2 separate regions of the Homo sapiens genome follow, and region 2 is linked to region 1. A link is a loop called in an ENCODE intact Hi-C map of the cell type or tissue named here. Cell type or tissue: PC-3. All regions are shown on one strand. Links, peaks and the distances in the headings refer to the core of each region. The heading gives the core; the rest is flanking DNA. Region 1 holds the start of LOC124904521 (a long non-coding RNA gene). Region 2 overlaps DISP1 (dispatched RND transporter family member 1).

Region 1 (16,165 bases), core at 3,664-11,663:
CAGTATTCTGACAAACCAATGGGGCAGGGAGGGTGGGAAATGGTGTTTTATGGTCACTCTGGGACCCCAGGCAAGGTAATCCTAATGGAAGCTCAGGCTTTTGGGGCGGGCTTTTTTTTTTCCTGTCTACGAATGGAAACATGAAGCAGATTTCGCAGTATCTCCCAGGGAACTGGACAGTCTACTTTGGGGCCGGCGCAGAAGAGATGACCCCTGACCACCTCCCGGTGTGCTGGCTGCGGCTGGACCCGAGGGCGCGTCCTCCCGAGCCTCTGCGGCTACTCTTCTCGCCGCCCCCAGGTGGTGCTGCAGGACCACAGCCTCGAGGCTCCTCCGCCCCAGGTGCCCGCCCGGCAGCCCCAGACCTGCCTGGATTTACTCCCTTCAGCGGGAGGAGACACCAAGAGGCCGACGCGTAAATTCCAGGCCTGGCCTTCTTCCAGCGCTCCAAAACCTTCTGGAGCCTTCTCAATCAATAGACTCAAAGGCTTTTAGCGTGTCCCTGCCACTTGACGTCAGAGGTGACACGGGTCTGTGAGCCTGGCTGCTGGAATTCACACTCAGCCAACACCCAGCTCGGGGCTGTTCCCCTTGAGCCTGTCCCAGTGCCCGGAGGGGCCTCTTTCCCTCATTCCTCCCCTTCTAGAAACCCTAGACACAGCGCCAACACCACACCCGGAGGCGCCGGCCTCAGGGGAGAAACCACAGTATACACACACCACACATACTATGTGTACACACACTACACAGTGGACACCCACCACACGCACAATACACATGCACGACACCCTGCACACACGTGCCACAGGTCAGCCTGGAAGCACGATCACAGAATGGGAGTCCTGTGGTGAAATCCTCGCTGATCTAGAAACAGCTGCACGGCCGCCCTTCCCGGGGAGAGTCCCAGGTCCTCAGAAGAGCCCCAAGTTGCAGCCCGGCCCATGCCTACCTGCAGCCCTGCAGCAGCAACACACCTGGAGGCAGAGAGAACTTTGGAATATGCTAGAAAGCCAGTAAGCGCACATCTCCTCAGAGCTTTGCTACTTTTGTCAAGAGTTCCATGCTACTTTATGAGGTAATGGAAAGACAAGGTTAAAGCTGATTGAGCTCAAGCTACATCTTTTACATGTTAAGGGCCCTCATTGGACCCTGACCCTGGCTACTCATGAGGGAGACTTTTCCTCCCTCTCCTGTGGGCCTGTGTGAGCCAGGCATGGAGCTTTGCCTGGGCACTGGTCCTTCCCCCCCAGGGCTGTGAGGGCAGGATCCATGGCCCTGGCAGAGTGAGGCTGGGGCCGGCATTGGAGCCTGAGGGGCAGGAGACCCCAGAGAGTTCCTCCGGAGCAGCACAGGGTGGGCATTGGGGTCAGAGCCTGTGGCCTTCAAACCTGGTTGCTCACACTACTGCTTCTCAGTACAGCCAAGGTGGTGCACGAATCCAAGAGAAAAGGTGAACGGAGAAGCCCGGTCCTGTGGGCCAACCCCAGGGAATGCGCTTCTTGGAGAACTGGGAGGCCTGAGCCCTGTCCTGTGGCTGGGGACAGTCCAATCTGTGATGCAGTAGATGCTGGGGGCCTCACGGAGGGCTCTGAGCTGAGGGTCCTTTCCACCCCCAGCCCAACCTCAGGGCCAAGAAAAGAAGGTGCTCAGTGACCCCGCACGAGCTCTTTCCCGGGTGCGCGAATTTCATGCAGTTATATTAAAATAGAAATACTCAAAGCCGCTTGGACCCAACTGACTAGCTGGGCATTAACATGGTGCCTAGGTAGGTAGGGCCTTCCTGGATTCCAGCTGTTGGACCCTTTTCTCAACAATGCTTACTTACACAAGCAACTAGGGATTGGCCCCCAAAATGAGGATTGCTGGGACTTGCAAATGATAATTGTCACCAAATAGGGTCTGGATAATTAGAATGAAGGATGATTAAAAGCGTGAGGAATCTTGGAAGTTTAAAGAGTCCAGCCTCTCCACGAGTGTAGGAATTCATTCTCATTCTCCCGGCAGGGATGATCCGGCCTCTGTGTGAACACTTCTAGGGACAGGGCACCCCCTTTTGGAAATCAGACCACTCCAGTATTAAAGAGTTTATTATTCACTCCTGCGTGGGCGTAAAATCTGCCTTCTGAGACTTTGGCCTGCGGGTCTGAATTCCACCTCTGAACCTCCAGAGAGGAGCCTTCCCCTCCCACTCAGCAGGTCACCCATGTCTCTGTCACTGACCACTGTCCACAAAGGGGCTGTTTAAGAGGGCAAGGGTGAGTTGGCAGCTACTTGGATCAAGGCGACCTGCCACACTCATTCTGGGGAAGTCACCAGAGTACATGGCCGAGGCTGGAAGGCAGATGTTTGAGTCTGTCAGAGTCTGTGCATTGACAGGATCCAAAAGCCTGGGGCAGCAGATGAGAGGTTCACAGCTGCTATGTACCCCTCCCCACGTGGAAAGGCAGACACAGGGGGACCCGTGGCCCTCACGTAGAATGCGTGGTCTCCAATGGTGGCCTTGGACCCCTCTTCCCCTGTGATCAGCCCCAGCAAGAAGCGAGGCTGTCCCCCTTCCCCCTGTGTCGAGCCATAGAAGGAGCAGCAGTCCTGGGCCCAGCCTTTAGCAGTCCTGGCAGTTTCCTCTTTCTCTTGGGAAAAGCCAGCGACCACACTGTAAAGCAGCGCTGATGAGTCTCCTGAACAGTGAGCACACATGTAGGGTAGAAGCTTCAACTCTCCTCTACCTGACCATCTTCAGTCATCATCCATGCCCCAGTTGTACCACGGCTGGTGCCAGCACAGCCCTGCAACCCTCCTGCTTCTGCTCAGGACTCCACTGCCTGCTGCTCCTAAGCCCCTCTGCTGGCTGCACTGCCCAAGCCGGAACCTGGCTGGGGGCCTCCCTCCTCCCTCTGGCCTCTTCTCCCCAGCCTGGAATGGCCCAAGCCCTGATGGAGGAATAAACGTTCCAGCAGCCAGAGCTGGAGAAACATCTGAACGAGGTCACAGATTGGCGTTGATGGATGGACCCCCAGGTTTCCTGAGGGCCTCATAATTTTTTTTTTTTTTTTGAGACAGTCTTGCTCTGTTGCCCAGGCTGGAGTGCAGTGGCGCCATCTCGGCTCACTGCAACCTCCACATCCCAGGTTCAAGCAATTCTCCTGCCTCAGCCTCCCAAGTAGCTGGGATTACAGGCACCTGCCACCACGCCCAGATAATTTTTGTATTTTTAATAGAGAGAAGGTTTCGCTGTGTTGGCCAGCCTGGTCTCAAACTCTCAACCTCAGGCGATCCACCCTCAGCCTCCCAAAGTGTGAGCCACACCTGAATTACAGGTGTGAGCCACCATGCCGGGCCTGAAGGCCTCATAAATATTGATTCCATTCCCTCTCTGTCCCTTGCAGCTCTGCTGAAGGATTAGCATGTTGTGGCGGCTTCCGGAGGAGGAAACGAGGGTAACGGAATGCATTGAAACCCAGAGTGCAGGGTCCCTATGCAGCATGGAGTGAGAGTCGGATGGTCGCCTCACTGTGCATGTCCCATCCCCTCCCCAGGGCAGCTACAGACATTACCTCATCTCTCTAAGAGTCTCTGGGACAGGAGGGGAACGTGGCTCTCCTTCCCCTGCTCCCCACACCCAGCCCCATGTGGCACCAGGAAGGCAGGCAGAGCCTGGCAAGGCAGAGCAGGCAGCCCAAGGGTGCTCACAGGACCGAGTAGAACCCACCCTCATATATGGCCCCAGAGAAAGGGTCCCCTGGAGCCCTAGCCAACCCCTGCCTCTTGGGGACGCGAGGTGGCCCTCTGGGGCTGAAGCCTGCTGCACCCTCCACCTCATGGCCAGGGCAAGGGTCCTGGACCCAGAGATCTGCCGGCCTCACTTCTGTTCCCCTGCTCCCTGGCCTTCGTGTCTGGCCTCACTGTGTGCCTGTGTGGCTCTCCCTGTCTGCCTCTGTAGCCTCCAAGGAGGACTGCTGGATTCATTTTGGTGTCTCAGAGCCTCTACTGCAGGCAATGCCTTTTATGTAATAGTTGTTCAATGAGTGAGAAGTTAAATGAAAGAATTAGAGCTTCATAGCGTGGAGTGATGGGGAAGGACCTTAACCTTGCCTAGAACCCAGAAGTTAGACTCCAGGCCGGAGGCCTCGCCACACCCAGCCCCACCATTCACAACTTGAGCCACAGACCCTGCGCGAGGCACAGGTACCGACAGATGGCCACGAGGGGCGCCACGACACTCATCCCCAGCTGCCCTCGGGTTGCACACTCAGGGTTGGGCGGGCCACCTCTCTCCCTGTGGACGTGGAGTGGCCCGCACAGAAGGATGGAAGGGAGGGGTTCCTGGAACAGAGCCCATCACTTGCTGCAGAGGCATCCCCTGAACTGGCCCGCTGTGGGGTTCCTTCCTTTCCCAGGGGCTATTATTGGTATTTCCCACTCATCTTCAAGACTGAAAAGGAATCTTTGAAAACCACAAGAAGGGGAGGGGGCGTGGAGAGGAGCTCCCTAAGCCAACTCCTTCTGGAAGTCACTGATCTCCCAACAGGAAAGCTGGTCTTTCCTGTTTAGACATCGTGTCTGGCAAGAGGAAATCAAGACCAAAGTAACAATAATAATTACATAAACCTATGATATGTTAACATCACTAGTATCAAAAATGGTTCTGTTTGCATAGAGCCTGCCAGGCACACCAGGGCACACAGCCTGATGGTGGGCTGCTGTGGTCAGAGCTGTGAAATTTAGAAGGCTTCACTAGGGATGGGGAGACCCTTGAAGACTCTCCAGGACACACACGCCTGCGGTAACCTTCAGGATCAGGGGAACGTGACTTCAGGCAGAAGGAGAAAGCCGCATGAAATAGAATGAGTGTGGGCTTTGCTCTCTGCCCAGGTTCAAATCGCAGCCCCAGCTCCTGACAGCTGTTTGACTTTGAACTAGCTGCTCGAATTCTCTGATACTAGCCTCCTTGATACCAAGAGGGAGGTCATACCCAGCTCATATTGAAGCTTTGTGGGATGAGAAACTAGCAGCATGTCTGACACATATGACCCTACCCTTGGACGTTTATGAGCCATGCCGAGCCAATGCAAAGAAATACGTAAGCCAAAGGCACAAGCTGTATTTAAGATTGAGAAGAGGAAGGTTGGGACAAGTGACAAAATGACTTAGTTTCCAATGGGAGAAAACATCTCATATAGGGGCCATTTGATTCTCTGGCTTTGCCCAGGGAATCCCTCAGGCCTTCAGTCAGTGCCAGCAGGAAGGCATCTGCCTGGGGTGGCCTGCAGTGCCAGCCTCACACTGCCCCACGCGGGTGTGTGCCCAATGCAGCTTCACTCAGACGTGTTGGCTGAGAGCTGGCTCCATACCAGGCAGCATGCTAGGCATATGTCTGTATATTCCAAAGGAAGGAGGAAAAGAGAATGTGAATGGTTCCAGGGAATCCAGCGCTGGCTGGGAGGAACAATCAGCTATTCCTTATCTGTGGAGAGCGGTCATTTCACTAGCATTTCAGCTAACAGTACCCCCGAGGGACTGCTAGTTAAGTACAAGAAGGCAGCCCCTGGGTGTTAGGGTTGTGCACATACAGTCTGTTTGATTTTTTTTTTTCAATTCTTTTAGCATGTTTCAACTGAAATCATGTTTATAGAATGAACCAATAAAGAAGGAAACTGAGGCACACTGGGAGGAAGAGACTGCCCCAAATTCACACAGCAAGTGATTTGCAAATCCAAGAGTGAACCTAGAGAACTTGTCAATGCCCGGGTAATTCAGGCGAATGTCTCCTGTCCATTCATTCTGCAGGGCTGCCTTGGCTGAAACTGCCTTTGCAAAAATCACAACTGAGAAAATTATGACAGTGAAAGATACCAGACCTAACTGACACCATCTTGCTTCCAACCTCTAAACGGTCCTTGTTCATTCCTGGACATAGTCAGAACCAGCTTTGGGAAGGAATTTAGTTTATAGTTTAAATAATAGCCCTTCCTAAAAGGCTAAACTATTCTTATAAAACAAATGACAGGCCACCAGCCACCAAGTCAGGAAGAGAAGGGCTGGAATTCTAAATATTACCAGCCATTATTCCAGAGGTGATAAGATTTGCAACTTCCCCAGTTACTTTTGGAGGTAACATCACTATTGTGAATCTAAGATTGGCCTTTTGAGATGAGTTTTCAGGTGCATTTCTAACAACTGGATGGCCCCACCTGGACCTGCTAACCAGTTCTGTGGCCCCCACCCAGGAACTGACTCAGCAGAAGAGAACAGCTTTGACGCTCTGTCATTTCATTGCGGAGCCAACCAATCAATACTCCCAATTCACTAGCCCCCTACCCACCAAATTATCCTTAAAAACTCTGATCCCCGAGTTTTTGGGGAAACTGATTTGAGTAATAATAAAACTCCATTCTCCTGCACAGCCAGCTCTGCATAAATTACCCTTTCTCTATTGCAATTCCCCTGTCTTGATTAATCGGCTCTGTTTAGGCAATGGATAAGGTGAACCTGTTGGGCAGTTACATGGCTTTTTAATCTAACACTTGTTTTTATTTAACTGTGTCAGATATCTTCATGAGACAATTAAGACATTTTAAAAAATGTGTTTACTGAACCTAAGAAACTGCGAAACAAGATATCTAAACAAAAAGCTCATTGTTGAACTATACACTTTTAATACACTGCTGATGAACTAAGAGCCTTTTTAAGGACATTGAATAAACAAGCAGTTGAGTTTAGAGCAGACATTCATCCAGGCGCACGCTCCTCATTTTCAGGCTGCCAGTGGACACGAAGCGTCCACACCCCCACCCACATCCACAAATACTCGCTGCCCCCACAGGACAAACATGTCACAATGGCCCTGCACAGCCCATGACTGTGCAGTCATTTGCTGCTTTCTCAAGCCCACAGAAAGCAAAATATCTCTTTCTAAAGAAAGAAGTGACCGCCAAGCATGGAGTGTTGGGAGTCTTGCCGCTCCTGCAGCTGTGGTCACCACTCCAGGTGCTGTCTGTCCCCCAGGATCTTGGTCACCTCTGGTCACTCAGGCCCCTCCCCACCACCCCCTGACCCCCCCATCTCCCATACACACCCTCCCAGACCCTGCAAACCAACAGCTTCATTCAACACATCAGGGGCTCCACCACAGCCAGGAAGTTTGCTCTCCCTTCACTTCTATTTTGGGAACTTGGACTCAGCCCTGGAATTTTACAAGCCTAGGAGGAATTGGCTGGGCCTTAGCACTTTCCTTTATCCCTGCCTCCTCTCCCCACAAAGCCCCTTTTCCTCTGGATCCCCAGGACGGAATGCACAGCACCCTTGGGCAGCAGGTGGGCTGCAGAAAGGGGACAGGCGGGAGGAGCAAGGCTGCAGCCCCAAGCTTTCCAGGGAGAGTCTAAAAATTTTGTGATTTTCTGCAGCAGAAGTGTAAGGTCTGTAATCTCCTCTGCTAGAATATCTGGGAAGATTCCCTTAGCCAATATTAGGGCAAAATAAACTGTCTTCTTGGTCGGGAGTGGTGGCTCACTCCTGTAATCCCAACACTTTGGGAGGCCGAGGCAGGTGGATCACTTGAGGTCAGGAGTTCGAGACCAGCCTGGCCAACATGGTGAAACCCCGTCTCTACTAAAAATACAAAAATTAGCCAGGCACGGTGGCAGGCGCCTGTCATCCCAGCTACTCTGGAGGCTGAGGAAGAAGAATCACTTGAACCCGGGAGGCAGAGATTGCAGTGAGGTGAGATGGTGCCACTGCACTCCAGCCTGGGCGACAGAACAAGATTCTGTCTCAAAAAAATAATAAATAAATAAACGACCTTCCATAGAGAGAGGGCTCTTGACTGTAGAAGTAAATTGTACCATGATTACTTGTTTATTACCCGCTCCCCAACTAGTGTGTGGTTTCCATTGGCCCTGCGATGTTTGTCTAACTCACTGCTCTGTGGCCAGCACAAGGAGCAGAGTACCTGGACTATGGATTAAGCTCACAGTGGGTGCTCAATAAATGTTGAGTGAACGAATGGATGGATGAAGACATGGGTGGACATAGAGCACTCCTATGTCTCCATCTCACAGCTGTATGTCCTCAGACATAGGGCACAAAGGAAATGAATGGGAATGGATCTATGCAAAGCACCCCCTCTACCAAGACTTGAGGGGTAAAAGTCTAGCTCCTACTGACCAAAACCCCAAGCACACCATCTTCACGTGCTTGCTTTAGTTCCGTAAATCATGTCAAGGCAGGATGAATTGAATCAAGAGGGGCTTAAGCTAGACATTTAGAAGAATTTGTGGTCACTCCTCTAACGTGGCTGCTGTGTGGGTGACACACATTTACCAGTGACGGGTCCCTACAACAACCTGAGGGAAGTCTAATGGCAGAATCTTTGTGTTAGGAGAAGCACCACTAACCAAGTTTATAGAAATCAAGTATTTCCAGCATCCCAGATTCAGACTGACTTCTCTGCTTGGCAAGAATCACAGAATTTTAGAGCTAAGAATAAGGTTTTTCACCTTCAGCACTATTGACATCTGGGCTGGATAATTCTTTGACGTTGAGGGCATCCTAAGCATTGCAGCATGTTTAACAGCGTATCTAGCCTCTACCTACTAGATGCCAGAAGCACCCTCTTCCCCTCAGTTGTGACAACCAAAAAATGTCTCCAGATATCACTAAATGTTTTCTAGGGGAATAAAACTGCCCCTGGTTAAAAACCACTGAGTTAGAGAGAATTTAAAGAACTTTACTTTACAGGTGGGGAAAGGGAGGGCTGGAGAGATGGAGTGAGTTGCCAAATGCCCTAGTAAGCAGCCCAGGACCGGAACTCAGGGGGCCAGAAAAAGCACCTCTCCTTTGTGTGATAGTACCTAGGACATGGTAGATGTTAGAGAAACGTCTGTTGTCTAAATGAATGCAACAGCACACTCACCAGACCTGCAGGGTTCGTTCTTGGGAAATAGGATGAGGACATTTCTCCTGCCTTATGGATGGTTGGGGCAAGATGAGAAAGACAGGGCTTTCCCCTTAATGGAGACACCATCACTCTCCTGAGGACTGTCCCTCACTTGAGATTACAGGAGTGGGTTGAAGAGTGAATCAAACCAGCTCTAGGCCCATGTATCTATCCCTTTGCTCAGAGTCTCAGAGGTGTTGCTTCAGTTAGACTAAACCTGGACAGCTCCAGAATAATAATTCTTAGAAGAATTGTGTTTTCTCAACACACCCTCCTGAGATCGCCCCCTTCCCTGTTTTATTGTGAACCTTTCCTATTTTTCTACCCCATGCCAGGTGTTTCTAGGTGTGGCAAATATTTCTGTTTCTTTCCCATCATGTAGAGGTGTTGCCGGGGCACTCACAGGAACTGCATTTCCCAGGTTCCCTTGCACCTCAGTAGGGCCATGGAAGGCTTCTCAGCTGTGGCAAATGCATGGAAGTAACAACTGGCACCTTCAGCCCAAAGGTAACATGGAGATGTCTCTTCCCCTTGGTGCCTCCCTCTACCCACTGGCAGAATGCAGAGAACACCAAGGACTTACAGAAGGCAGAGCCTCATGATGGAAGGAGCCTGGATCCCTGAATGACCATCTGGAAGGCTGACTGACCAGGAACATCCTCTTGGGACTGTGAAGTATGCAAGAAATAAATTTTCATTGTGCTAAGGCCCTGGGAGTTCAGGGTGTGTCTGTTATAGCAGCTAGCATTACCTTAACTAACACAGTAGGTCACTGGGAAAACACAACTCACAGAGGGGATTTTGGATCTCAGATGATCTTGCTTAGGGGACAGTAACTGTCAATGCACCAGATGAAGGTGACTGTCAGGCCTGACACAGAGCTGCAGCAGCTCTCCCAGATAACAAGTTTCCTGCACCTAAAGTGAGCTCCAAAGCAATTTCTGAGTGTATAATTCCAAGCAAGGAGACTTGTGAACAAGTCACTCAGTGGCATGCCCTTGTTTGGGGGAAATAAACCACCAATCCTGGCAATACTATCCTCAAAGGAGCCCCTTCTCCAATTTTCTCTATTCTATTCCAGAGGCACCCAAAAGCCAATTTTTGGCCAATTTCTTTATTGTAAAAATCTGTCAGTTGGAATGTACAGCCTTTTACACTATTAAACAGAAAAAGAATGACCTAGGCTTGTCTTTGTCTATTTCAGCCTCCCAAGAAGCTGGGACTACAGGCTAATTTTTGTATTTTGTCTTTGTCTATTTCACCAGTGTTTGTCCCAAGAATGGACAGGTACCCGATGTACACTGGTGTGACAAAAGGACTCACAAAGTTATCCCCCTGGCTGAGCAAGGAATGAATTAGCCCCAAAGCTGCTGCCTGCTTCCACTTTCAGAACCAAATGAAGAACATTTATTTGGATTACTCTTGTTTTTTTGTTTTTTTTGAGATATAGTCTCATTCTGTGGCCCCAGCTGAAGTGCAGTGGTGCCATCTTGGCTCACTGTAAGCTCTACCTCCCAGGTTCAAGCGATTCTCCTGCCTCAGCCTCCGGAGTAGCTGGGATTACCGGCGCATCTCACCACAGCTAATTTTTGTATTTTTTGTAGAGATAGAGTTTCACCATGTTGGCCAGGCTGGTCTCGGACTCTTGACCTCAAATAATCTGCCTGCTTTGGTCTCCCAAAGTGCTGGGATTACAGGCATAAGCCACCATGCCCGGCCTGGATTACTTTTAGAATAGCCCTTTTCTTTCTGCTTTCAAGCATACAGAAATATTAAGGCTCAATCTCAGAGTGCCCAGTTACTTGATAAAGAAAATATTTTAATAATCAAGAAAGACACATTCATCTTTGCCAGTCAGAAAGCTCCTATATCAAACTGCACACATAAAAGCTAGACTTCTGCTGAATGAAGTCTGGGCAGTCCAGGGTTGGCAAATCAAGCAGTCTTGGTTTCTGGTCTATTGAGTGCCATGTGGTCTGCCATCAGCAGATGTGGGAGATTTTTCTCGACGAAGGTAGAACAATACCTCGTGAGACTATGGGTCGCCATGAAAAAAGATTTTGTCCCCTCAATGCTCCCATTGCCTGGTTCTCAATAAGTGTCTGCTGATTCAATGTTTGTCACTCAGAACTGAGCTGATATCCTCTTCCTTCAGTCACACCACCTCATTTCAAACCAATGACCACTGGTACCCATACGAAGGTATGGGGTAACCAGTCTTCCACACTTTAACAACTCCCAGACTGCCTGGTTTTTCCCTTCTTAGCCCTTAGGATCTGATCACCTTCTTGGCACATATTCATTGATTTAACAAACATTCACTGAGCACCTATATATATATATATACAAAGCCATGGAAATGAAGAATAAATAAATCAAATGGCTTTACCTTTTTGGAGACCTGCTGAGCATTATTTATAATCAAAGCTTTTTCCCTCTTTCAGCTCTGGCTTGATGCCATTAAACCGTCACATGTTCACCCTCTGGCTCTGCTTCCAGGCTTAATGACTGTCTTCTAGTGATCACTCAGCTTCCTAAGCAGTCTGACTGTTACCGGAAAGGGGTCCCGATTCAGACCCTAAGAGAGGGTTCTTGGTTCTCACACAAGAAAGAATTAAGGGCAAGTCCATAAAGTGAAAGCAAATTTATTAGAAAAGTAAAGGAATATAGAATGGCTACTCCATAGACAGAGCAGACCCAAGAACTTCTGGTTGCCCATTTTTATGGTTATTCCTTGATTATATGCTAAACAAGGGGTGGAGTATTCATGCTTCCCCCTTTTAGATCATATAGGGTAACTTCCTGACGTTGCCATGGCATTTGTAAACTGTCATGGTGCTGGTGGGAGTGTAGCAGAGGAAGGCCAGAGGTCACTCTTGTTGCCATCTTGGTTTTGGTGGGATTTAGCTGCTTTTTTACTGCAGCTTGTTTTATCAGCAAGGTCTTTATGACCTGTATCTTGTGCCGACCTCCTGTCTCATCCTGTGACTTAGAAGGCCTAACTGGCTAGGAATGCCACACAGCAGGTCTTAGCCTTATTTTACCCAGCCCCATTCAAGATGGAGTTGCTCTTGTTCAAACGCCTCTGACATGACTATAGAGAGAGAACTCTTCAGACTCCTCAATCCTTAAGGGTTTCATTCTGGTCTATACATCAACCTCTGTGAGCCTGGTTAATGTGAGTCTGCCTCAAGAGACAGAGATATTCTTGTTGTGCTAACAGCAAGTTTCTTGGTATATGAGGCTGAGAGGTACAAAGTGGGATTATCAGATTCATTGAGAAGAGGCCCCTGTGGACCTTTCCTGAGTTCATCTCTCCTCTTCACTTTGTACCTCCACAAACTGATCACAGTGGTCTCATGACTTTGAGGAAACACACAGATCACTATGGGGCATGCTCATCAATATGTATGGTCAGACCTCAGAGCCTTCACATGCTGATGGATTGGACCTGCTTGGCCTTGGCCTCAACCCTGAAGGTACTCAATAGATGTTTGTTCATGAGCAAAGCATTGATAAATGCCTGATTTAGAGCTTTAAAAAAAAACCCCAGAAGGTTAATTAAAAGGAGAACATGTTTTCAATGACTTGAAAACATTGAGTCCAAGATAATTAAATTAGTCAGCCTCACTGTTTTTGTACTCAATAAAAGTGTTTTAATTCAATTACTTCTACTTCTCTATTAGCTCAACAGAAAGAGAGTTTTACAATAATTAACTTTTTCTAAAAAATAAACCATCAGACAAATACTGAGCCAAAAAAAAAAAAAAAAAAAAAAAAAACTTTGAGGAGGTACAGGAGAAGGTATGGAGTTTCCATGCAGCCACGCTTAGAGATGGGTCATCCATACACAATGTGCCAAGATCCAGTTATGCTAATTCAGTCTCAAGAGCATCACAATGTTCTGTCTGTTTCTCCGAGTCTACTCATTAATGGGCTAATGTTGATCTTAGCCAGTGCGTGGACCTTAGCCAGACTCTAGGTTTAAGTGATTTTTTAAAATCACCCTTTACGGAAATTCCATTTCTTATATAAAATCAGTGCTTCTTCTAAGGCCTTCCCCATCTCCTTGGAGCTCCACCCTCCCACTGCTTTTCCTCTCAGCCCAGGTCCAACTTAAGCCCACATCACAGATTCTCCTCTCTCAAGAAGTAAATGATGCCAGAGAGGAGGCAAGACTGAATCCTGGAGCCATCTGGTCACTTGAAAATGCTGCTTATTTTCTTTTTCTTTTTTAAAAAAACAGGGACAAGGTCTTTCTCTGTCACCCAGGCTGGGAGTGCAGTGGTGTAATCACAGCTCACAGAAGCCTCAACCTCCCCAGCTCAAGCAATCCTCCCATCTCAGCCTCCCAAGTAGCTGTGACTACAGGCACACACCACCTTGCCCAGCTAATTTTTGTATTTTTTGTAGGTCTGGAATTTTGCCACATTGCCCAGGCTGGTCTCAAATTTCTGGGCACAAGCAATTGCCTTGGCCTCCCAAAGTGCTGGAATTATAGGTATAAGCCACTGTTCCTGGCCCACTTATTTTCATAATGGTATGTTGTATAGTGGCAAGACTGAACAACCCATGTCTGCATGACAAGGATAAAGCTAAGGAATTCATCCATCTACAACCTGCCCCGATCTCTTATGCCTCCTAGGAGATGGCATGGAAACCTAGGAGATCCTTTTGTGCACCATGAGTGTAGCGCTGTGCCCCAGCATTGGGCCATTCCTCTGTAGACTCCGTTCCCAGGCAAGCAGGGCTACTGTTCCTGCCTGAACCAAGGTTTAGGTGGGGCCAGGCTAACCTTTGGTGATGACTCAGGGAGCTGGGGCAGAGGCTTATGGTGGAGGACCTGAGAACCAACCAGAGTTCTAGTTTCAGTTTTGAAGGGTCTAGCCAAGGGGTAAAACACCCAATCCAGCGTAGAGTCTCAACCCAGCCGGTCAGCTCTGGATGATGAGCTGGAGGCACATCCGGAGAGGGACTGGGAGTCTAGGGGGACCTCCGGGCCTTTTATGGGTACTTTATGAGCAGATGAGCAGGATGGGCACTGAACCTGGTCCTACCGTTATACTGCCCCTGCCAGAAGTTGCCCTGCAGCTGGGCCTGTTATGACACAAGACACAGCAGCGGCCCCGATGAGGACCTTTTTCCACAGCTGCCCTGCTGTCTGGAAAACCAGAAAGAACCTGTTTCTCTTGTGTTCGTATTCAAATTGTCAATGCTGGTGTTTCTTCTCCAACTAGATCATGAGCCTCTGAACGGCAGAGAACATGTTTTATTCATCTTCACATCAACCACTCAATAAACCTTTGTTGTGCAATAATAATTACATTAACAAGAAAGAGATGACAACTCCCCAAGTGCCAGGCACTTGGCTGGGTGTTTGCATTAATGATCACATTTACTTCTATGGACAATCATAGTTCTTGAGACTCAACATCTCCATTTCAAAGATGAGAAAATTAAGAGTCAAAGAGGTTAAGCAATTTGCCCGGGTCCTCCCACTGGTAAGTGGCAGACCTTGGCTTTTTAAAGCAAATATATGTGACATTAAAATCAGGGCTTACTCCACAAAGGAATCTCATATCCAACTCTGAGCAAGGGGATAAAGAACCAGGCTATCTGGGGAAGTAAGAGGGAAAGTTAAAGCAATGTGTCTTTTGAGGGGAGAGTCTGAGAATTTATGAAAACAGCATTCCCCTGCTCTGAGAAATGTCTAGATACAGCATTAAAATAGCATGAAAAGGAGAGCCTCACCTTGTCTCCAGGCCCCCAAACTGCCAAGGGATGGCTCATTTATGATCCAATTGAAAGTTACAGAATTGTCATTTACCTTCATGGAAGAAACCTATGTACCTGGAAATGGCAGGAGTGGGGATGAGAGAGGCTCCAGGCCACATACTCAGTTGGTCCCCACTTTGTGAAAGGGGATCAGCCGTCTCTTGTGAGCAGCTGGGGAGCTAAAGAAAAAAAGGGGGAGCATGTTTGTTCTTGTAAACCCCTTGTGAAAATAAGAAGAAAATGGCCCAACTGCAAGGTGAGCCTTCAGTTGTTCTAACTCTACATGGAGACAGATTCCTGACATATGAACCAGGCCTAGGGACAGATGGTCCTTAGTTCTCAGGACAGCACCCTGAGGTTTGCTAGGCCCTTTCCAGTGTCATACACACCTCACAACAACAACCCTAGGAGGATGATGATCATGCGTATATTTGTAAGCCCATATTACCGATAAGGAAAATCAGACTCAGAGAACTTTCCAAGGTCATGCTGTTCTTATCTGGAGACAAATCCAAGTTTACTGGTCACCCCAGCACTCTTCTGAGACAAAGCGAGGAAGGATGTGGATTTGGTGTTGGAATTAGAAAGGTCTTCTGAGGCCGCCTAAGCCATCCCACCCAGCAGGAATCTCCTGGGCCCTAGGCTGCGAGGCATCACCCAGTGATCTTTGTTTAGGCATTCTAGTCCTGGTAGAGTTGCCCACCAAAACAGCACACACCACTTTGGGATAGCATTCATGATACAGTGCTTGTCCTCATGCATTCATTAGGAACAGGGGCTCCACTTGAATCTAAGCTAACTGAGTCATTCAAAGGCTCAGACCTGACTGCAAAGCTCTGGGACAATGAGAGGACAGGTTAGCAAAGACTCTGCCAAAAAGGCCACCATGGTTCTTATGAGAGACAAGCCGAGGGAGGCTCTCTGGTTTGCTTCCAAATCAATAGTGCCCACTGCCTGGCCTCTGTGGTGAATGGGGCACGAGGAGTGTGCCGGCTCCTGTGACAGATGGAGGACACGTCTGCATCATGTATAGCAGGATCGCATACATACCCACAAGATGGAAAGCACTCCAAGAAATCAGCAAGAGGCCAGGTGCAGTGGCTCACGCCTGTAATCCCAGCACTTTGGGAGGTCAAGGCAGGCAGATTGCTTGAGGTCAGGAGTTTGAGACCAGCCTGGCCAATATGGTGAAACGCCATCTCTACTAAAAATACAAAAATTAGCCAGGCGTGATGGTGTGCACCTGTAATCTCAGCTACTTGGGGGAGGCTGAGACAGGAGAATTGCTTCAACCCGGGAGGCAGAGGTTGCAGTGAGCTGAGATCGCACCACTGCACTCCAGCCTGGACGACAGAGTAAGACTGTCTCAAAAAAAAAAAAAAAAAAAAGAAAAAAAAAAGAAATCAACAAGAGAAAGCTAATCCCATGGAATAAAAAACAAAGGATGTGCTTTGG
Region 2 (16,165 bases), core at 2,967-10,966, 150 kb after region 1:
TACCAAACTTGTTTTAATATGAAATGGTTCCTCCACAGTTGCTTCCTGCTTATCCTAAAATGATGGACTAATTTCTGATTACTGGTACCTCGTTGGCCTGCTAATATTTAGTGTTATGGCCAGAGAAATAAATGGCTGCTCTAAATGCCAACAGAAATTGATAAAGAACTATAGTGGGGCTACGCAGAAGCCAAATCAGGCAAGTATTGTCTCTACAAATATTTTTCCCTTCAAAGGGCTATTAAAATTTTTTTTAATCATCTCACTATGTCAAGCCCCTTTTTTCACAATACCTCTGTGAATTTATTATTAAACCCATTACAGAGAAAACTGAGAATCAAAAATATTAAAGTAGCTAATCCAAATTGCATGCTTTAATCTCAGACCAGTATGACTCTAAAGGTAAGGCTTTTCCACTACCTCAAGATGCCTCTAGAGCAATGCCAAGTCCAACTAGCTTTTATAGGACCACAAGAGGCTACTGATGTAAAATTCTGTCTGAAGGTCCACATGAAAAATAGCCTATGAATTCGATATTTCCCAAGATAGTTTTAAAAGGTACAATTCAGCATTCAAGAGCGCCAGAGACATATTTCACTAAATTAAGGAAAGGTGTTATCCATCCATATATCATATTATGCAAACTTAAAAAAGCAAGACAATGGATTGATCTTTGTTGTCATATAGTATATTGACTATTTAAGAATAATGTAATTGTGACCTGACAGCAAAATCTGTATCTTTAATGAAAGAATCAGACACTTTTAAGGAACTAGAAAGGATGGTCTTAAATAAAGAAATATAATCTTCTTCCCTCCTGAGACAAATTACATTTTCTTATTTTTAAGTTTGTAAACTTTCTACTATTAAACTCTCCTTCATGAGAATACTTATAAATAGCTTCCCCAAATCACTTGTAAACATTTTATATATTGCAAAGGCCTATACAAAAATAAGGTGTTAATTCTAGTATTCCCCTTAAGCATAAACTATAATAAGTTGAAAGCCATTTTCCCAAAGAAACAAACATTATATATTTGAAGATCTATACCACTAAATATTTCATAAGAGCCTACTAGGTATTAGTTAGCTCTCTGCCAACTAGGAGAAAGCGAACTGAGTTCCAGGAAATATGAAAATGAAGGTTAGCATTCTTTTACAGTGAGAACATACTGTTCTTATTATTCAATTTATGGGTAGTTTCAACTTATGATAAGCACCACCTTTGAAAATGAAATACGCCTAACATTTTTAGATAACCTCTATTAATATGATTACATACATGATATATATTGACAGAGGAACTAAGATATATGGATACACTGTAAATGTTTTGTTTCAATATTCATGGTATTCACAAACAACTTAATGATACAGAAGAAAAATTAAAGTTTCCAGATAAAGTTTCCCCCTAGAGTTACAACAAAAAATATGAATGTAAAATAACCTTAACGATATTGCAGTATATCTGCCATAGCAAATCTGAAAGCCCTACCTTTGGAAAGCAGTATTACTGCTAGAAATGAGTTAGGTTGTAAAAGCAGAAATTTTCATATGTAGAGGTGAGTGATAGAAATTTCAGGGTTGTAGAAACATCAATTTCATTTTTCTCATTTTGTTTTACATCCAATGTACCTTTGGTCTATGTGGGAACAGAAATGTGGGTATAAAATGAAGTTTATCTCTTTCAATCTCAGGTAAATGATATCAGTGATATCCTTCATTTAGCATAAACACTTATCTTCCTAAATACATATTTCAAGAGCACTCTCACAATATTGCAATTATCAAAGCACTTTTCAGAGATCTCTTTTCCAGGTTCATCCACAAAAATTATCTTTCCATGTAATATTTACCACTTCTCTCCACACTCGTGTTATAAGTACTGTGCCCATAAGCATCAATGCTGGAAAGAAAGAGGTAGGGAAGGCTTCTCATAGCTTTGCGCTCCTCTTTCAGATGAGTTTAAATTCCATTAAGCTGCACTAATTTCTTTTGAACCCTAAGTTTGGAGAATTATGTGAAATTGTATAACCAAAAATATACAAAATAAAACTAGAGAAACTTTCTATAATCAGGGATGTCAAACAATGGTCACTTTAAAAAAATTCTACAAAGTTCTCCTATATAAGTAGTTATCTAACCCCAAAACTAGCCAAAACATTTAATTAGACTCTGCTACAAGTCTTAAGGTATGCATTAAATATGAATATTAATAAAATTACAAGTCTATCACAGCAGTCTCATCTCTGGCTGCACATTAGAATCACTTTGGTAATACTAAAAAAATTATGATAAAAGGGTCCTGGCCCCAGAGGTTGAGGTTCTGATTTAATTCATATTGTAGTGAAGTGTGGACATTAGCATTTTTTAAAGCATCCTGGGTGATTTTAACATGCAGTCAGAGCTGAGAGCCACTGATTTATACTTTATATAATTAATGCTGATCAATCTATAAGAGCAAGCAACTGCCACTCAAAATATTCAACAGTCTGAAAATATTGCTTGAAATGCAGAATATTGCTGCATATTAGAAAACAGTTGGACCTGGTACTCTAAGTTTAAACTATCTTTACTTTTTTTTATTGCTCTTGTTACAATGAAAAGAGATTTCATCTGCAGTACTTCTTAAGCTGGAAGGGTGGGGAGAGAAAGCCTTGATAAGATATTAGCTCAAGCAAGACAACAGTGCAGACTTTGCGTGGAACAATGTTGTGGAAATGTGAAACACCTTGCCATATAGCCTTTATTATTTATTGATCTTTTGAAGAAAATTTGGGAAGTAGCTAATTTGACTAATGAGTTTATTTAACACTCAAGAAAAAGTTCATCCTCAATGTCTGGTCAGTCTCTAAAATGAAGGCTCAAGATCCTCTAATAAAAGAGCATGTTCCCTAAAGTTCCATGCCAGGAAAAAAAAAAAAAAAAGATTCCTGGTGGCATTTTAAGCATCTTAAACTTTCCAATTCTAGGGTTAGACAGCCTGCAGATAGCAGGACTGTTATTTAGCCTCACATCCCCACCAAATAAGAATTACAAGATGGTTTGTTAATAAACAGGATCCTTAAGATGTGATAGGTGTGTCTTTAGGCCATGAGATTTCATTTGAAACTATTTTGTCTCAACTAAAATCACAAAATGGGCGGCTTTACAACTGAGCAATCTATCTGTATCACTATAGCTCTTCCCCAGTAGAAACAGGATCATATTACCGAGCTTAACAAATGTTGAACACATCACAAGCATGTCTAAAAGATACCATGGATGTTTAATACTTCACACATGTCAAAACCTCAAAACTTAGCAGCCCAAAGGAAAAAAAAAAAACATCACTGAGGTAAATCAAACTAAGAAAATTTTACTCCCACACATTGTTAGGCAAAAGAATGTGAGAGAATTTTAAAAATGTCCTTCATAAAGCCAAAAACTGAGATCAATCACCATAAAGCACTTAAAAGTTGTTTGATTTAGATGGTAGTGTGTTGTTTTTTAATACCACACTTAGAATTATCTAAACTTTTCCCACAAATGTTTAGTATCTAATACCAGGCCCCACTCCCTGCTGTTTTGTGAAGTTTGAGAAGCAGCAAATCAAATTTCCTAGAACAGCTCCCCAAATGGGTTCTTCCCTGCAGAGTCCAGCAAATAATGTCCTATGAGTATCCTTTAGTCTACTGAGCAACTTGGGAAACATCACTCAAGGTATTTGTATAAAACACAGTTAAAGAGAACTCTGAGATTTGCTTCAAGCTTAGAAGAACATCAAACTTATAAAGACTTTATTCTTACTTGAATTGAATCAGTAAATTAAGTCTTAATAAGGGCCTGGGTGCAACTTTTATAAATCTTTCTCTATTCCTTAAATTATTACTATAAATGCTTATGAATTCTGCTGTTTGCTTTCTTGTATATATTAGATGAACTGAAATTACATTTACTATTGTGTGGGATTCTTGTTTGCTTACAAAAATAATTAAATCACATTTTTCAGTTAAATGTCCTTATTTAGCAATCATTTTGGTAAGCACCTACTATCTTCCTTATACAGTTTTCTTGGAATCTAAATATGAGCCTGTAATACATAAGCCTGTTTAATACTGATTAAAATAAGAGAATAGAAATTAAGATGGAGAGAACAAAAAGCCACCACCTTCTCCAAGTCTAGCTTTTCTAATTTTTTTTAGTTGCTCTGTCTTATATTTTTTCCAAAAGGCTGACAGGCTAAGGAGCTCATATGTCTTGATCCTAAACAACTCAGTTTTGCTTCCTGTGTCAGAATGTAATCAGGAATTGTATTTTTTCAAAAATAGGAAATGTTCATATCATCTGTATGTCAAGGCTGTCCATCATCCACACTGAGTTATAAGAATCATACAGCAAGAATGCTCAGATCCAGTCCCAGAACTCAAAGCAGTTAGAACAGAAGGTAAAGAAGTGATGCATAGCAAACACTGAAAAGCAGATTTCCCCAAAAGGCTCCACTGGTTCAATATAAACTGCAAGGCAAGTGAGACTAGATTTAAATTTTGGATGAATCCACTTTATAATACATATTTCCCAGACTGAATTAAGGTAAACATGTATTTTCTAAACTACTTTGTAGGTCAATCATTTCAGACACTTAAAACATTACACATTTTTTCATAATCAATGCAAATAGTTCATGATCACAAGTCTAAAACTGAGGTCTAAGATGTGAGCTATATGAAGCATAGAAGATACATAAAAATATCTTTTTTAATACTAAAAAGTCCTAAATAAAGTAAAATCAATAAAATATCCCAATATTTGATACGTTGGCAATGAAAGCAATCTAAGATAATCTATTGGAGATGCAAGACTAAAAAATACATGAAAGAATGCAAAATGTTTTAACATTTTAGAAAGTAGAAATGTGTCGCCAGATATTAAAACCATGGGAAGCAGAAAACCCACTACCTGCAAGTGAAACACTCATAAATTTAGAGCTTATTTACACAGTTTAGTGATTTCCCAGCCAACAAAGGGAACTGTAATTTTCTTAATTATAAATATTATGATCTAAAATAACCTTCTTGTGAGTAAAAAGGACACATTTCCTTCTTCTTCGTTCAACAAGAATACCTATTTGTAAAATTTTTTTAACAAATTGTAAAGTATGTTTTCTATTTCTTGCATTATCATTGAATAAAGGCATTTATGGTCAGTGATGTGCATGAAATATCTCAGTTTTCACTAAATTTCTCTGTTTAATTTTTTAATGTATATTTTACACCAAACATAAACATATTTCACATTAAACTAATTTGAATTTTTCCACCAGTTGCAAATAAATTATCCATTCTCATTTTAAGCAAAAGTGAATACAGCAAATATATTTTGAATTGTACTTTTAAGTAGTAAATCCAATCATATGCAGTCACTATTGTAGTTACCATGTAATGCATGAAACATTTAAACAACTAAAATATAGCTTGAAGGCCTGTACCAAGCTGTGTATCTGAAATGAACTCTGATAAGAATTACTTGCTGTTGAAGTTTAGTTCACAAGAGGGTATCTTCACCAAACTACTCTCTTTATAGGAGGGAAGATGCTAATAATTTTCTATTTTCTTATAATATTTAATTCACAAAAGTGACTAATGTGATTCCTACAACTCTACATTTATTTTTCTATCACCTGGTAATGGCAAGCACATATTTTGAAAATTTTCTGTTTTAGATAGTAGTTAAATAAGAATCTCAAAGTGTAAAACAACAAACTTCCTTAAAGCTTAGGTTTCCTTCCAACTTCACAAAGACATGACATTTTAACAAACTTAAGAAATGGCTGGCCTTACCTTACTGCGCTAGACTACAATTTAAATAAACTTCACAAGATTTTAATGTGTTAAAATGCCAAATGCCGTTCAAAGTTTACACTGAAAAAAAAACAAAACAGTGAGCTGGAATTTTAAATACAATCCTAGAAACAAAGTTCAGTTTTTAAATACATTCTCCTAAAATAACAAATTCACACACATTTCTCACACACATATTCACACAGCAAGAGAAAATGTATTACCTTTATGTTAAAAGAGGGAACTTCTCTGGCTCAGTTTGGTGCAAATGATTGCAGTAGCAACAGCGGCAACTGACTGCAGGATCACAGCACAGCAGAAAGCAATGAGTTGGCAGGCGCAGCTCCACAGAGCGGCAGGACAGACTGAATGACAAGCACATGCAGATTGCTTTGAATTAGGCATGTTAGGGGCTGGAACTTTCAGTGTTTGCTCTCCAATAGGACAGGAGAGTTTTTCTCCTACTTAACCCCTTGGGGCAAGGTCTTAATAATGGTAACAGCTGGCATACAGAGGGGCTTGATCTGAGCACAAGGTCAGCAAGCCAGGATATGAAGGTGACATGTAATTTCTAGCCTTTTCCTGCTTCCACAGGGAAACTGCATGAAGGACTGTTTTTAGTTATAACTTCCTTTGATCTTTTGGATTTTAAGTTACTTAGTAGATTAAAGCCATGTTAGCTGATATTATTTGCTTGCTTAGCCTGACTTAAGTGTTACAGATTGAGTTTTCTAACACACAGTGCTACTACATTTAAAATAACACAAATAAACACCAATCTGCATTTATTTCCAAGTTCCAGGGATTCTTGTGTTCTTTCACAAAATGGCTCAAGATCCTACTTTTAGGACAGAAAGTTCATGGTTTTAAAAAGAGGTAGAATCTTCTTTTAAAATGTTAGAGTAGTTTTAAGTGTTTTTCTTCAATTTTCCAAACAAAAACAGCAGTTTGTTAAATAAATTTGACACTGCTTTTTATAAACATATGGCCCTCATGATGCCAGTATTTAAAATCCCACAACCACAACATAAAAGTCTCTTAAATACTACGAACAAATGCTTTAAATTTACAAATGACATCCCTTAGCAAATAAGTTATAATTTATTGAAACCGTGAAATCTAACTCTTCATGACTTTGGTAATAAAAATATGTATGCAATTCTTGTAGCAGGATGTACTAACTATATGAGGACAGTAGTTTCAACAATTTCAAAAGCATAAACAAAGAAAAAAGATAAAATTGGACTTCATCAAAATAAACTTTTGAAGATCAAAAGACATTATCAAGAAAATGAAAACACAGAATGGGAGAAAATATTTGCACGTCATATATCTAAGAGTCTAGTATTCAGAATATATATTTAAAAGCTCTTACAACTCAACAATAAAAGGACAAATAATCCAATTTAAAAGAGGTAAAGTGTTTGAATAGACACATCTCTAAAGAAGAAATACAAATGGCCAATATGCACATGAAAAGATGTTCAACGTCATTAGTGATTTAGGGAAATACAAATCGAAACCACTTATAAGTGGTATCTTATTAGATACCACTTCACATCCACCATTCTGTTTCAAACAAACAGAAAATAACAAGTGTTGTCAAGGACATGGAGAAATTGGAATCCTTAAACACTGCTAGCGGGAATGTAACACGCTTTAGCTTCTGCAAAAAAAAAAAAAAATAGCTTGGTAATTCCTCAAAATATTGAACATAGAACTACCATATGACCCAGCAACTACACTCCCAGTACAGTTGATCCTCATTATTTGTGGATTCTGTATTTGCAAATATGATTATTCACTATAAATTATTTGTAACCCCCAAATAATCCTCATGGTGCTTTCACAGTCATTCAGACATGTGAATTGGCAGAGCGGTGAAAAACGTGAGTCACTCAAACAAGACTACCCTCTTGTGTTTGGCTCTCATACTGTAAACAAGTCTCCCTTTTGCGGTCGATTTAGTGCCAGGTTTTTCACATTTGTGCTTTTTTTTTGGTGAGTTCACTGTTTCAAATAGCCCCCAAGTGTAATGCTGAAGTGCTGCCTACTCTAAGTGCAAGAAGGCTGTGACAGGCCTTGTCACACACAGAAAATATACCTGGTTAGGTAAGCCGCTTTGTTCAGGCATGAGTTATGGCGCTGTTAGGCATGCACTCAATGTTAATGAATCAGCAATAAATATATCTTTAAAAAGAAACACACATAAAACAAGGTTATATATTGATCAACTGATGAAAATGTGACCAGAGTCTTACAGGAACCTAATCCTGTATTTCTCCTAGAACCAGTAATTCAGTATTCACTAATTCAGTGTTTGCAGTGACTTCAGGAACAAAACTACCACAAATAATGAGAACTGACTGTATATACCAGACAGAAAATATGTTCATACAAAAACCTGTACATGAATATTCATAGTGCCTTATTCATAACTGCCAAAAGTAAAAACAACCTAAATATCCATTAACTGATGAGTGGATAAACAACATATGTACATCTATACAATGGAATATTATTCAGCCATAAAAATAATGAAGCACTGATACATGCTACAACATGGATGAACCTTGAAAACACTGCGTTAAGTGAAAGAAACAAAAGGCCACATATTTTATGATTCCATTTATATGAAATATCCAGCAGAGGCAAATCCATAGAGACAAAATGTAGGTTAGTGGTTGCTGGGGGCTGAGGGGTGGAGACAGAGGATGGGGAGTGACTGCTAATAGGTATGGAGTTTATTTTTGGATGGTGAAAATGTTATAGAATTAGATAATGGTGATGTTTGCACAGTCCTGTGAATACACTAAAAACCACTGAAATGTTTACTTTAAAATGGTGAATTTTTTCGGATGTGACTTATATCCCAATTTCAAAAATAAGGAAGGTATAAAGTTCCAGTCATTAGACCAGTGGTTCTTAACTTGAGTGTGCATGAGGATTCCCTGGAGGGCTGATGAAAACAGAGATTCCTGAGTCCCATCCCCCAGAATTCTGATTCTGAAGGTCTGGGGTAGGGCTTGAGAATTTGCTTTTCTAGTAAGTCCTCAGGATGCTGCTGCTGCTGCTGTTCTGGGACCCACATTTTGAGAACCACTGTATGTTTGAGCTCCTAGAGGGTAGGAAAGGTAACTTTCATCTCTGTATCTCCTAATTCACCTAAAACAGAGCCAATCTTGGAAGGAAAAGGACAGGGAAAAGGAAGAGTGAAATATTTACTTGAGGAAATATATTAAAGGAGTCAATCCCTAAAATCTTAGGGTATGCTGATTTCATGTCATATGTATGCCAAATGCTGTAATACCAAAAATTCCCATGACAAAATGGAATTAAAGAATTAAAATAAAAATGAAGGTATTTTAACACTCTTTGATCATCTGAACAGTATTTTGGTTCACTTTATTAAAGCAGCTAATCCTATTTCACTGTGCTTTTCCTTTCAAGAAATGCAAACAAAGGTTCTAGAGTTGTTGATCCTATAAAGAAATCCCTTAAATTAAATATAGTGTCACAAAAACCAAAGACCTGTATTCTCTAACTCAGAAACTTATAAATTCTTATTTATATTTTTATCAAAATTACAGATTTGTATGTCTAATCACTTCATTTAAACATTTGGGGTCCATGTAAAAATAGACAAGTTAAAGTACATTTTTGGTATTGTCACATGGGACACATAATTATTTTATAAATAAATATTATCCCCAATTACTTCAATATGTTTCTCAATATATTATTCAGAGTGAAAAGAAAAGTACTAGTGACCTTACGATGTTCTAATATTTTCTGAAAACAGTATCCTTTTTGTTGTAGATCATACTATTTAGGTATCTTTCTTCATTATTAGGAAGACAAGGGCATGGGGGAGGGAAAAAGAGACTAGAGCCTGCAGGAGAGGCACAACACTTGGTACTTTTAGAAAAGTGATAAAACAGCTGCTGATAAACTCTTTCCCAGCTGCACCTAGTCAAAAATGCAATTCCGGATTCTGTTACATTTATTAACATTTAAAAGTCTTGTCTATTTATCTTTTTTCTTAGCATTAAGTGTCAAACAGTTATGAACAAGTAAACTGTGGTACATTGTAGATACTGCTTCAGCAAGATTTTTCTTTCAGTATGGTCAAATTAATAGTTTAGTAATTTGGAAGTACAAGTTCAGAAAAACTAATCATACCAAAGTTCTGAAGATAATATTCTATATTGGATTTTGATGTTTCCAGAGTACAAATAGTTCCATACCCACTGAAAACTTCAGACCAGAGCATTATGCTGCCCAAGTCATAGCCCAGTGCAGGGAATCACTGAAGACTTGAAGTTAGTCTCAGCTCTACCACTCACTGGCTATGTAACCTTGAACTCATCACTGAATCAAGAGGTTACAGTCTCCTTATCTACAAAATCCAAACACTAGATGAGATGATCTCATAGGTCCCTGCTGGCTCTGAATTCAGTTTTTATGAATTTGGATATCACTGCAAATAGATAAGATAAATCCCAATTTTACTACTCAAACCTGGATTATTTAAGAAAAGACCATGCATTCAAAGTTGAATTAGCAAGTCTGGAGCAAAGACAATATTGCAAGCAAATTGCAGGAAAACAAAAAAAATTCAAGGGATGCTGAAATTCCTCCCCAACAATTTGGAAATATGTACATCTGTCTTATATATTCCTCTTACCCAACGACAGACATTTCTTCTTTCTTATCTCATTTCCTGTTGAAAATTCTACCTCTAAAATCTACAATTTTTACAACAGAAAATTTTATGGCCTTGCCGGTCTTCCATAGTCTGACATATTCACCCTTATGACCTCGTGGCTCTAGAGTCTTTATCCATGTCCTTTCCTATTTTTACTTGCTTTGTGCTTAGTTAAGAGCTCATCGTCAGCATTTATTTACTTCACCAGCATTCCAGCCTTTCAAAGAGCTCCACTAAACTTGCTCTCCCTGCCCTTCTTTTTTTCCTTTCTCTCTTAGATTTAGAAATGTTACCGAAAAAAGTCACCAGACAAGGAAGCAGAGACCTAAAACAAATGCACACTCTCAACTCCAGAGGGCTTATAATGCGGCTGTGATTCATCTCATCTATCATAGATTCTCCACTGGAAATCTCCACAAGCATGGCTGGAAATCTTTCTCATGCTCCCTACCTTAACCTTCTCAGCAAATGATGCCACCTATTTTATGGGAAAGAATGAAACTATTTGACTATGAGTTCCTTTAAACACTACTGCCTGTACTTCAAACTTTTTCTGGAACTTGTCCCTTATCTCTCAGTGTCCAACCCTTTTTCCTGCTATTAATTACTGTATTTATCCACTGTATCTTTGCTCCCCAATAAGGTAGCCACAAGCCACATGTGGTGACTTAATTTTAAATTGATTCATATTAAATGAAATTTAAAAATCTCAGTGTTCCAGTTGCACAAGGCGTCACATTTCAAGTGCTCAAGAGTCATATGCAGTTCACGGCTTCTGAATTGGGCAGTGCAAATAGAGAATATTGTCATCACTACAGACAGTCTTACTGGACACAGGTACTCTCAATCTTGACCACCATGTCTCTTTACTCTGTCTCACTCTGCCTCCCCAAGTCCATCTTCATTTTTCCATCTTTGTCAAATTATTACTTACAAAAAATATTTAGTTTTCCCCTAGCCTGAAAAATTCCTTCCCTTGGCCTGCTAGTCCTCAGGCTACTTACCTATCTTTTCCTTTCCTTTGCCAGACAATACTCAAGTTTTAACCCCATCTCGTTCCTTCACTTCCTACAATCTTAACTACCATCTAATAAAACTGTTTCTTCAAAAATGAAACCCAGTGGTCCTTTCTCAATATTCATTTTCTTTACATTTCTTCATTTACCAACTTTGTTGGTAAATACTCTTTTCTCTTTACTTAGTTTCCATTATCCTAACATTCTCTATCTCTTTAACCTCTATTCCATTTTCTTGGCAGATCTTCTTAATTCTGTTATTCTAAATCTTGAGCAATATCCAAGGGTCTTTTCCTTTGAACTTTCTGCTTTATGTCTCCTGCCTATATTGTCACACTCCAATTTCTATTATAAGTTCCATTTCTGCAGCTTCTACTCTCTAAGGACATTTCAATGTATATATCCTGCCAGCAGCTCAAACTCAATTTAAAATACAAATGATCTTATCATCCTCAAACAACTTCTTGATTTTCCTACTTCTGCGCACCCTTTCAGTCATTTAAGCCCAAAATTTTCACTTAAATATGTATTTATTGAACACCAGATCTGTGCTGCATCCTGAGCTAGGGCAGGAGTCATCTTTGACCTTTACACCCTGTATACCCTTGTTCATTCATTCCCAAGTCCTAGCCATTGTCACATATACCCATCCTTTCCATTTCCTCTGCTACTTTCTTAGATTAACTTTCCCTTGAATTACTACAACAGCCTAATAGATGTGACCCTATCTATGGTCTCCTACCTTTTCTACCTTATCTAAGCAACATAGAGCTTCTCGATACATCATATAAGAGATAGATCTGATCAAGCTGCTCTTCAGTCCAAAAAAACACTCATGGCTCCCCCACTAGTTTAAACATCTTAGCTGGCACACAAGATTCTCCATTATCTGGGCTCTTTCCCCTCCCACTCACTGCCCTTGCCAAACAGAATTTGCTTTACTCCAAACAAGCTTTCACACACACCCTCACACCCTCAGTGCTTGTGCTAGTCTCTCTACCAGCAATGGCCTTTGTTCACATTTCCAACTTCCATAATCCCATCCATTCTTCACAACACACAGCAAACAACATGAAACCTTCTCTGATTACCTAAGCCAGAAATTCTCTCTTTCTATTCTAAGTTACATACATGACCTGAGATCCCTCATGGTACTTAGCACATGTCTTTTTTTATTGTGGTCATTTATATATCTCTTTTACCCTCTTAATCTATATGTAAAGGCACAGGTTCTATTATAATCATTTTTATACCCCTTAAGAAGGGATATAAAGTATATTATACCATGTACTAGGTCAAATATTTATACTTGACAAATGTTTATTGAACAATTGACATTTTATAACTTGTTATTACATATATCCTTTATTAAGCAGAATACAGTATTGAAATGTAGTCTGTAAATTAATATTCAGCATACAAAATCCTATTTTACTGCTGATTTATATGGGCCCCACAATATGTTACACTATTCTCAGCTTTTAAATTCTGAATACTAAACTGCTACTGAATAATAAGGAATGACAGTAATTAGCTTTCACCCTTTTCTCAGTAGAGGTTGCTCCAGAAGCTAACATGCAAGCATATTCTTGGGTAGTTTTTATAATTTTATTTTTTTGTTTTGAAGGTAGAATTTTCCCATGGCATTGACAGAAATATTTTTAAACAAGGAAAAAAAAATAAAGAGTTTTCACTTATAGTGAGTCATTAAGTATAAGTCTGTAGCTTAATTGCCAATTACTTTTTTTCTTTTTTGTTTTTTGAGATGGAGTCTCACTCTTTAGCCCAAGCTGGAATGCAGTGGCATGATCACAGCTCACTGCAACCTCCACCTCCAGGGCTCAAGTGATTCTCGTGCCTCAGCCTCCCGAGTAGCTGGGACTACAGGCATGCACCACATCCGGCTAATTTTTGTATTTTTAGTAGAGACAGGGTGTTTCACCATGTTGCCCAGGGTGGTCTCGAACTCCTGAGCTCAGGAGATCTGCCCGCCTTGGCCTCCCAAAGTGCTGGGATTACAGGCGTGAGCCACTGTGCCCGGCCCAATTAATCTTATAGTAGCAAATATGATTTCTGTGATAAAGTGTCTTAGAAATAAGTGAATCTGGAAAATCTTAGTTTTTATTTATTATGATCTTTGCTTCATTTGATTATAGACTAGAAAACCGTATGCATTTTATCACTATACAGAAAGCATTTTGGTCATCTAGAATGAAATTTACTTAATATTAATTTATATACTATCAAAAATTTTAATAGTGATCAGAAACTGGGGTACATATTTTAAAGCAAAAACCATAGAGATCATTAAATTTCAGAGAAGACGTAGTTTTTCATTTTTCTGTGAAGAAAAAAGTCTGACTAATGCTAAAAAATAGGCAAAATTCCAACCCTCCTTAACGTAACCAAAAAATTACTATAAAGAAAAGTTTTTAAATGTGAAAACTAACTCAAGCAGGTTAGTTTATTGCGGATTTCACACTGGAATTCAAGGGAACATTTTGTCTTTAACAAGAGTTTTTCTCCCACACAAAGTATAGTGTTATGTTTTAGAGGACAGAAGGCTCATATTTGATAGTTTTATATCAAAAACAAGCTGAATCACTTCAGCCATAACAAAATAAGTAGACTGTAGATCATCTAAATATATAATCTGTGCTGCACTATGATTTAAAAGCAAATTACAATAAATCCATGGGCTCTGGAGAGTTTCCAAAATATTTTTGGTTTGTGATACAGCATTTCAAAATGTAATATTTTACTTTTATGATAGAAACTCTTGGCAGGAGATTTACTCCTTGAATGAAGACCACTATGTCTTGAAGAGTCTAATCAGAACATTCTCTTTAACAGTTTCAGTTGTATTTTGTTCCCAAACTCTAAATGAATCTACATGCATGTGGTATGCATAGATTGAGAGGTTATAACTAATACACTGAAATTTTCTGTAAGACATCAAACATTTATAGAGAAGGTTACCTTTACTGTATGTCATGAAATAAAAATACATGCAAACTAATTTTCCAAAAGTTAGACTCCGTAGGAATATAAATATCACCTGCATACAAACACCTGTCATCATTGCTAAAGGCTTAGATTAAGTATAACTTAGATTACAGCAACATTAAGAAAATGACACATCACATTCCCAAAAATAAAATGAAGTTGTATGGAAAAAGGAAAATGAAAATTCAAATCCCATTTTATTGAAACTTTCTGTAATATGTGGTAATATTTTTGGCAAGGAAAGAACCTTAAGCTACCCAAGCTCTAACGTAGAAAACATTAGGGCTAGTAGGGTTAGATATTTCACTAATGTAGAGGGAGTTGTTTTATATGTTGAAAACACGTGCATTAGTTATTCAGAAGTTCAAACAGTTCAAAATTATGTCATGCTATATCTAGCTTCAGAAATTTGTTTATATGAAATAAAATGCTGTGGTTTGCCACAGTTACTACGGTTACCACAGGACTGAACGAAGGGGGACAGACGCAGAAATGAAAACTTAAAACAAAAGCAACTGTTTTAAAGAAGAGATCAGGGGAAGAAGAGGGCTCCCTGCTTCTAGTGAGCAAAGGCAGCAGCCCTGAGCTTCTACAGCCCTTCATATTTACTGGGTAGACAGAGCAGGGAGGAGCAGATAACGATTGGTCAGCTGTTTGATTGATCACAGGTTCACATTATTGCTAACAGGCTTCAATGTGCCTAATCACAAGAAACACTGCGCTCGGGGCGTGACTTCCCTCAGCATTCCTTCTGGGCGGCAGATGCAGTTTGTCAGTTTGCCAACATTCTGCATTTATGAAAAGTTTGCTGTTTACTCATATAGCCTCCAGTGGTATACTAAGTTGATCACGATCCCCACTCTTTCGGCCTGCACCATCTCTCCCTTTGTTTTTTAATTAATTAAGAAAGGCAATTGCAGGCTGTGCAGCCCTTAATTGCCGGTTGGTGGTTCGTTCAGTCTTCACATTCAAATTCAACTGGCTTATGGCTCCTACTGAGGGAACCAAGCCGGTGGTTGGGATCCATGGCTCCCTCCAGTCTCCAGTTCCGTGGTTGCACACATCTTGAGGGCACCCACACGGTTTGTACATTTCCTATAAAAACACAAGCATACCCTCATACCCACATTAGTAAATCAACCCAAACAAAAGCAAAGGCTTTTGTGGCTGCAGCCAGGAGGCATGCCGTTGCTGAAGCATCTGCTCCACAAGCTGTATCTCAGCTTCTGCCTCTTTGGTTAATTACCCCGGGGTAAAACTTTCCATTGATAACAAGAGGCAGGCTCTTTCTGATTAACAGAAGGCACAGAGAAAACAAATCAAGGTTTATTCTTCTCGTGCAATAGCACAGTAAAAAAATCAATCCTCAAGATCTATCACCATGAGAGACCCATCTCTTGCTCCCATATCCATAAGCCCACACAACTTCTTTTCTTCAATCTGCACTGCACAAGTGGGTCTACTAGATACTATGGGTTGTGATAAACTTCCCATGTAGTTGTACTTCCAAATCCCTCGATTCCCTCATCTCTCCTTTCATGGAGAAGGGTGCAATTTACAGGGAATAAGCAACAGTTGAGCAATATATTTTCCCAGTTCAAAAACCCAAAGATCTT

The links. A loop is a pair of places that touch in the nucleus more often than their neighbours do. Peaks named below come from ENCODE experiments on the same cell type or tissue, not always from the same donor. Only the 100,000 strongest peaks of a DNase experiment are listed, where the experiment ranks them.
Region 2: a loop joins it to region 1, with 2.3 times the contacts of the local background. A loop is called at or near these places in 19 of 110 quality-filtered maps.

What each region holds. Positions count from the first base shown.
Region 1 is chr1:223,065,728-223,081,892 of GRCh38, reverse strand. LOC124904521 (a long non-coding RNA gene) reads left to right here and starts at 6,900. Exons shown (of 2, transcript XR_007066891.1): 1 at 6,900-6,987; 2 at 9,318-9,644. RefSeq lists an enhancer at 2,767-3,280. In PC-3, for the core only: no CTCF peak of the experiment used is centred there; no DNase peak of the experiment used is centred there; H3K27me3 peaks cover 1,439 bases.
Region 2 is chr1:222,918,449-222,934,613 of GRCh38, reverse strand. It overlaps DISP1 (dispatched RND transporter family member 1), which reads right to left. Exons shown (of 9, transcript NM_001377229.1): 2 at 6,044-6,184. Among named protein-coding and RNA genes, the nearest start is that of DISP1, 110 kb to the right of the region's middle. In PC-3, for the core only: no CTCF peak of the experiment used is centred there; a DNase peak (open chromatin) is centred at 7,743; H3K27ac peaks cover 335 bases.